Linked DNA regions of Homo sapiens: regions 2 and 3 are each linked to region 1. Evidence: chromatin loops called from intact Hi-C (ENCODE). Cell type or tissue: heart left ventricle. All regions are shown on one strand.

Region 1 (2,500 bases):
CAAGACATCATTCCTGCAGGCATTGTCAGTCTTGTAGTCCGTTGACAGTAATTGCATGGACAACACCCAAATTGATTGACTTTTCTGTAAGTATTGTTGAACTTCCTTTTCCTTAAATTTCCTTAAAAACAGGTAGCTAGAAATGGAAAGGAAACTAAGTACGCTGCCAACGTACAATCAGGAGCATGCAGCCACCCTTTTATTACATCAGTATATATTTATTGCATGTAGACTACATGTCAGTGACTTTGGCATTAGCAACACAGTAATGAACAAACAAACAAAGGCACTATCTTCAAGGAGCTTCCTTTTGTGTGTGTGTGTGTGTGTGTGTGCGTGATGTTATAGACAAACAAATAAATATCTACCAGATGGCAATGAAGCTGTGACCCAAAAAATCAAACTGAGAAGAGGGTCAGAGAGTGAAAGGAACTGCGTTTTCAGATAGGTGGTCAGAAAGGGCCTCTCTGTTAAGGTGGCCCTTGTGCAGGGAATTGAAGAAGTGCAGGAGGATGCCACACAGAGATGGTAGAGGGAGCGAAAGGAGCAAAGGCCCTAACTTTCCCTTAATGATGTCTCCTTCCATCTTTAGTCCAGCCCAGCAATGTACATGTTATCCTTCCCGTTTGAAGATGAAGACACTGAGGCTCAGAAAGATCAAACGCCTTTCCCAAACTCACAGCTACGGCCTGACGGAGGTAGGGTCAAATGCAGCTCCACTGATTTCAGAGACGGTGCTGTTAACACAGGGGGCTGTCTGCATGTTGGAAAGTGAGATGTGCTGTTGCTGTCACGTTGCAGTGGGAGTGGGGAAGCAGGCTGTGATGAGCTAGACCCAAGAGGAATCAGAGAGCAGGTCTCCGGGCTTCATCCTGGGCATCTCCTAGCCCCGCTGTCTGTCTCATAACACCCACCCACTGCGCCTGCTCACCTCGGTTTGTTGGCTGTTTTTTTTTGAAATCATTTCCTGGATCTTAGTAAGTTTATTTTCCAGTTCCTTTCACTTTTTGGGACTAGGCCCCCAGATGCCAGGTGGAGAGAACTGAAAGAGGGAGAAATCCAGCGTTTCTCACCAGGCTTGTCACGTAGCTACACAAGCAAATAGCTACAGGAACCAAGTTTCAATTTTCGTGCATGGGCCTCAAACTGTTTTTCCATATTTGTTAGGGAAAATCTTGGCCAGGGAGCACCGTCTTTTGAGGACACCAAATTGGGCCAAGTTCCTGTGCGGCCTTTCTCCTTATTTAGTGATTGCCCCGTGTGACCCTCTCCTCTCTGGCTGACCTCTTTTTTCCTGCATGGCACTTGGTGGATAAAGTTCCCTGAACCTTGGAGAGGAAGCGGATGCTGTTAATAGCCCTGGGAGTGTGACTGTGCTTTGCAGCTCACTGGAGCCTGTGGGATATTCCTCCAGCCTTGGCGGGGCTCCGAGCTGCAGGGAAATTAACCTCAGAGTCAGGGCAGGGAGCCAGGGTTGCAGGCACGTTGTCATTGGGTGAAATGAGATGGCAGAGGAAAATGGCACGGTGTGGAGGCTTTTTTTGTCAGAAGCTCTGGGGTTTGGCTCTTCTCTGTGCCATGTAGTTCTTTGATCTTGCCCAAGTTTACTTACTGTCTCTCTGAGCCTTCAGTGATTTCAATTGCGTGAAAACCAAGACAAATAACACCTCTATATCAAGAATAGTTCATAGGATCATAGTACAATATTGTGGGGATTAAGCCAGATGGTATCAGCCCATCAGAATCTAGCCCATGGGAGGGGCTCCGTAAATGACCCTTTCTTTTTGAGACGGAGTCTTGCCCTGTCGCCAGGCTGGAGTGCAGTGGCGCGATCTCAGCTCACTGCAACCTCCGCCTCCCGGGTTCAAGAGATTCTCCTGCCTCAGCCTCCTGAGTAGCTGGGGTGCCCGCCGTGCTACTATAGGGTGTGTCCTACAGGCGCACGCCACCATGACCAGCTACTTTTTGTATTTTTGGTAGAGACGGGGTTTCACCGTGTTGGCCAGGATGGTCTTGATTTCTTGACCTTGTGATCCGCCCGCTCAGCCTCCCAAGGTGTTGGGATTGCAGGCGTGAGCCACTGCGCCCGGCCTCCTTTCTCCCTTTTTGGAGAGAAGCTCATCTTCCTACCAACACATGACCCGAAGACGTGTTGGGGCAGGGGGGAAGAGGAGTAGAATTTGGATGCTCTGGAACTCTCGCTCAGAAAGAGTTTCTCATTAGACTTGTCTCTGATGACTTCAATGATTCCATCAGATATTCATTCCGTTGGGTTAGGCATTGCCTCCCATCTAGGTTGCTTTCATTTGATTTCAGTTAGAAGGTGGTGGAGCTGAGATTTGAAGGCATCAGGTGGTCTAATGCCTGAATGTAGCCTTAACCACTGTGCTCTCCTGACTCTCTCCGTGGACCTCACAACCTCTTCTAACAATTCCTCTGGGCATATTACCTACTTCCACCTGTCTCTCCCCTGGCTTGCTGGGGTGCCTCCCCCTCCCTC
Region 2 (2,500 bases), 250 kb before region 1:
GTGATTCCCCTGCCTTAGCCACCTGGAGTAGCTTGGATTACAGGTGTGCTCCACCATGCCCGGCAAATTTTTTTATTTTTAGTAGAGATGGGGTTTCACCATGTTGGCCAGCCTGGTCTCGAACTCCTGACCTCCAGTGGTTTGCCTGCTTCGGCCTCCCAAAGTGCTGGGATTACAGGCTTGAGCCACTGTGCCAGGCCAAGGACTAAATCCTTCTAAGTTGTCTGTTTAGACTTAGTTCCTTTGTATCATGTGCTGCTTTAGACCAGGGTTCGGCCCATACTACTTCTAGCAGATCTAAGAAGATGAAAGGAATCTAGGAAAAATAAAGGGAGAAGACAAGACAAGAAGTGATAGCATATTACCAGTTAGTTCCTGGTGTGCCCCTCTGGTTGGAGGACTCTGCTGAGCATCTTGCTCATTTTATGCAAAGGGAATTGAGCCCTTTGGGCAAAGGGTGTTGCTTCTTTGGATTTCAAGAATCTCTAGCTAATAGAGCTTAACCTCTGTTTGCATTTTTGCTTCTGTGATTTAGGGCTAATTTCCAATGGGTTGTACAAGATAATAGAAAAATGTATCATTTATCTCATTCTTGCAGTTAGTGGAGGACCTTTATTAGGAGAGGAGGCTTTCTTTTCTGACTAGGCTCCAAATTTACAGCCCCTGACCCACTTCAGGGGGTTGTGAGCAGGAAAAGCTGATGTTGCTGTCTTGACCTCTTTGCCGCCAGGATTTGGCTTCTGTGCAATTCCTAGTGGTTGTCCTCTCATTCTCTAGGGAAACGGGGAACTTTGCTCCCAGCACCTGATTAAACTGCCTCTTTGTAGGGTGGAGTCCGCTGCCTTTGTTTGTTCTCTGTGGAGCCTGTCTTAGTAATCAACTCTATGCTTGTAGGGAGAAAGTTTGAAAGGCTGAAAACAGAGGTGGATGATAGGGAAGGTGAAGTTCCTAAAGTAGTTCTCCAAATGGGAATATTCCATTGACTGAATCCAGATTGGTAATCAAATTGCCATAATGGGATGTGTCACATGTAGCTGAGCTGAATTAACAGCATCAGTAGCTTTAAAATCCCTAATGCAGTGCCTCCAAAGTGAAGAAACTTGCCAAGTAGGAATCTTAAAAATTCCCTCACCCCCTTCAAACTTTTAGATCCACACACAGTCTTTCTGCTGATTCTTAAAGGCCTGAGCTTTGTCCTACGTAGTGTTGGCTTGGGGCAGAGAGGAGGGTTGTTTTCCCTGAACATGATAAGGAGCTGAGCAGGGCAAAGTGGGGGCTCTGGCCCGTGATTGGTAGACAGGATGCCCTGGAATGCAGTTGGCCTGCAGCCCAGAATCCAGCACTTTGTATTTGTTTGTTTCTGGGAGACTGTGGTCTGGTGCTACTGTGACAGGAAGTGAGAAAGCTGGGAGTGGGGGAACAGAGAGGGTCGATGTCTTTGTGGTTCTCCTGTGAAATCTCTTTGTCCCTGGAGAGCAGCTCTGCTACAGAGCTCTGCTGAGAAGAGAGCAGCCTTTGTGTGTCTAATGGGTCTCGGAGCATCTAGCTACTCCGAGGGATTAGAGAGTGTGAATTCTGACTGTGGCCTTTTGCGTTTTAGCACTTAAGTTATATAAATGGTCCTGATCTCTTAGCACTGGGAAGCTTACTGAGTTTTGTGTGTGCTGCTATTCTTTGTGGATCTCTAGGATTTAATTAAGAAAGGAATTCTAGAAGGAAATAAATGTTAAGTAATGTTCATTTGCTGTATATGTTGCAGGTACCTTGTTGGGTTTAAAAGGGACAGAAGGAAACAGGTAATGCTGAGGTCCTTTACATTTTATATCTCATCCTTCCAATTGGCACCCTACTGCATACAGATCAGGAGAAACCTACCCGCTTAGTATTAAGAGTTACTAGCAATTCTCTAATGTTTGATCATAACTAGAGAATGGTTGGTAGTTTCCTGGGATTTTTCTTCCCTATGTCTAGACTGAAATAGCACCTGTAATACCCTCTCTCTTTTCTGCCCTCTTTTCTCTCTTGTTTTGTGTTTTCCCTGCCTTCCATTCCAGCTGTGAAACAGGCATCTTTTCTCACTTTGTGGATTGGATGGCTGAGTCCTTAACTTTGAGCCAAGCTGGCTGGTTCCTGAGCACACACACAAACCCGCCTTTGATTGTCCAGGAGGACAGCTGCCCTAGAGGCAGATTGCTAACATACCACTAGAACAATCCTTCTTCTCTGTTCTTATGCTGGCTAGCACAATCTTTACTGCCTCTAGTTCCTTCTGTTTCCCACCCCATCTCTGATCTTTGCTTTTGGCTTAGTGAGATGTCACATTAAAAATGAGAGTAGGGATTGGATTTTTTTTCTTGTGGTAGGGTTGAGGGGGTGATCAGAGAATGTGACATGTAGCCAGCTTTCTAGAGCAGGCTTGCCAGTGGTAAGGTAGGTAATTTTTACAGAGTAGTGCCTCTTTTGTTCTTAGCACCTTTCCTCCTGAGTACTAGGTTCTTAT
Region 3 (2,500 bases), 87 kb before region 1:
TATGGCTGTAAACCAATAAATCACTGTTGGCTTTTATCTGAACAATTTATACGAACAAATAGTTTACTCCTCTGGGCCAACAGCTCTCCTATCAGGACAATAGATTACTCATCTGGACAAACAATTTGCTCAACAAACAATGGTTTTTTATTAATATTTGCTTCCAGGCACTTCCCTTCCTGTGCCTGTCAATCCTAAACTATAATGTCACAAACTTTGTCCAATCCTGTTACCTACCTTGAAAGAGTGACCTTGTATCACTTGAGTCAAGACCCCCAAGTCCTATAAATATAGGACTTTTGAGAAAATACTGGGATTTCATCCAGGTGATATTTTTTCTTTCTACAGTAGGTCTAATCAATGTAGCTTTTGCTGGTCAATAGGTTTTCTGGTGGTGTTTTGAAGAGCTACCAGCTGTCAATCTACTCTTTCCCCAGGGTTACTTGAGGGCATTTTACATCCCATTTTTTTTTTTCCTGAGGGCATTTTGTTTCCTTTTTGGGCCATCTTTATTTCTCTAATGGTGATGATTAGAGTTGCCTTTATGAATGTAGTTTAGCTCATCAGTATATAGGGTCACTGATACTCCTAAGAGGGTTCATATAGTATGTCAATGTCAGTCTGAAAAGGCATCCTACATAGATCAGCTTTTCTAACTTCCTCATTTTGCACAAGGAAAAATTGAGGTTCTGGGACAAATCTCTTTCTGATTTTGGGGACAATGTTCAAGTTGGATACTTCAAGCAACATCATTTCTTCTCCGAGCCCCTATTTTTTTTTTTTTTTTTTTTGAAACAGAGTCTTGCTCTGTTACCCAAGTTGGAGGGCAGTGGTCTAAACTCGGCTCACTGCAGACTCCATCTCCCCAGCCTCAAGTGATCCTCCCACTACTTCTTCTTCTTTTTTTTGAGACAGGGTCTCATACTGTCGCCCTGGGTGGAGTACAATGGCGACACTGCAACCTCCACCTCCTGGGTTCAAGCGATTCTCCCACCTCAGCCTCCCAAGTAGCTGGAACTACAGGGAACAGACACCACACCCAGCTAATTTTTGTATTGTTTGGTAGAGGCCAGGTTTCACCATGTTGGCCAGGCTGGTCTTGAACTCCTGACCTCAAGTGATCCACCTGCCTTGGCCTCCCAAAGTGCTGCTATTACAGGCATGAGCCACCGTGCCCGGCATGATCCTACCACTTCTACCTCCAGAATAGCTGGCACCACAATTGTGCGCCAGTGTGCCTGGCTAATTTTTTTTTTTGTATTGTTTTGTAGAGATAGGGTTTTGCCATGTAGCCCAGGCTGGTCTCGAATTCTTCGCCTCAAGCTATCCATTAGTCTCTGCCTCCAAAGTACTGAAACTACAGGCAGGAGCCACAGCTCCCAGCCCTAGTCCCGAATTTTTAATTCAATCAATAAATCACTGATTGCCCACTCTTGAAACCTTGTTTAAAGAAGTGGCCTCCTTTCTCGTTGTGACTCACAAAGAAAACTCCTTGCTGGCATTAAGATAGGACTCAGGAAGGAGCTGAGAAGGAGGTAAGTGGTTTAGGGAATTCAGGCTCTTCGGTGGCCAGAGGGGTAGGGCCAAGGCAGTAGCACTGGGGGCCCTCCTTTCATTTTCTAATTCTTTTTGTTTCTTCTAGCCCATTTCTTTTTTTCCTGTTCCAAGTTGTTCTTCAGGTGTTGTGTAGAAAGTGAAAATTACTGGTGGGAGTCAGGACTCTCTGGGATTAATAGAAAGCTGGGCCCCAGTGGAAAATATGAGAGCAGCACTTTGGGTTTTTTTGAAGACAGTAGAAATGTAGACTTGTTATGGAATTTTCTGCAAAACCTCAAGAGGTTTTAGGCACTATAGGAAAGTACGGACTTTGAAATCAGCTGGACCTGGCTACCAGTTATGAACTGTATATCACAGTCCAGTTAATTTATTGGACTCTCAGTTTCCTTATATGTGAAATAGATGTAACCTAGTCATAGAATTATTGTGAGAGTTAAATGAAATGGTATGTACGATGTGCTTCACAGAATTCCTGGCATATAACACATGCTCATTAAATATTAGCTATTCATTATCATTATTGAGAAAGCAAATTTTTCAGGAAGGAATAGTGTTTGATTGAGGCCCTGAGCCTTATAGAATAAAAACAACTGCTATCCTTTTTATCATCTGTTGCCTGGAAGCCTAAAATTCAAAAAGGAAGAAGTGAAATATGTGCATATATATATGTATACACACACACACACACACACACACATATATATATATACACACACACACATTCCTTACCCTCTGATTAAGTATAGTACTGCGCACAGTGCTCGTCTCAGGGGTAGATACAATGAAGGATGAGGTTTGATTCCTGCCACAGGGAGTCTGCAGTATAGCCGGGGCAGTGAGATACACAGCCAGATAACAGTAGTGAGCAGAGTTTTGTAGGAATGTAACTCTGCAGGAATAATTCAGCACTGTCCCAGTGACAAATGGGCTTCTGTCTGTGTGT

What was found. Hi-C counts contacts between places; a loop is a spot of excess contacts. Peaks named below come from ENCODE experiments on the same cell type or tissue, not always from the same donor. Only the 100,000 strongest peaks of a DNase experiment are listed, where the experiment ranks them.
Region 2: it touches region 1 in a loop (2.5-fold over the local background); 3 of 110 quality-filtered maps call a loop at or near these places.
Region 3: it touches region 1 in a loop (2.4-fold over the local background); 5 of 110 quality-filtered maps call a loop at or near these places.

What each region holds. Positions count from the first base shown.
Region 1 is chr11:58,023,407-58,025,906 of GRCh38, forward strand. It overlaps OR9Q1 (olfactory receptor family 9 subfamily Q member 1), which reads left to right and starts at 475. Exons shown (of 3, transcript NM_001005212.4): 1 at 475-698. LOC107984331 (a long non-coding RNA gene) reads right to left here and starts at 1,013. Exons shown (of 3, transcript XR_001748218.1): 1 at 681-1,013. In heart left ventricle, no CTCF peak of the experiment used is centred here; a DNase peak (open chromatin) is centred at 1,445; H3K27ac peaks cover 1,363 bases.
Region 2 is chr11:57,777,370-57,779,869 of GRCh38, forward strand. The region is part of intron 1 of CTNND1 (catenin delta 1); the gene reads left to right. All of the region lies in intron 2 of TMX2-CTNND1 (TMX2-CTNND1 readthrough (NMD candidate)), which reads left to right. Among named protein-coding and RNA genes, the nearest start is that of CTNND1, 17 kb to the left of the region's middle. RefSeq lists a silencer at 1,190-1,392 and enhancers at 1,348-2,234, 2,235-2,500. In heart left ventricle, no CTCF peak of the experiment used is centred here; a DNase peak (open chromatin) is centred at 1,312; H3K4me3 peaks cover 2,500 bases; H3K27ac peaks cover 2,500 bases.
Region 3 is chr11:57,936,090-57,938,589 of GRCh38, forward strand. No RefSeq gene overlaps it. Among named protein-coding and RNA genes, the nearest start is that of OR9Q1, 87 kb to the right of the region's middle. In heart left ventricle, no CTCF peak of the experiment used is centred here; no DNase peak of the experiment used is centred here; H3K27ac peaks cover 401 bases.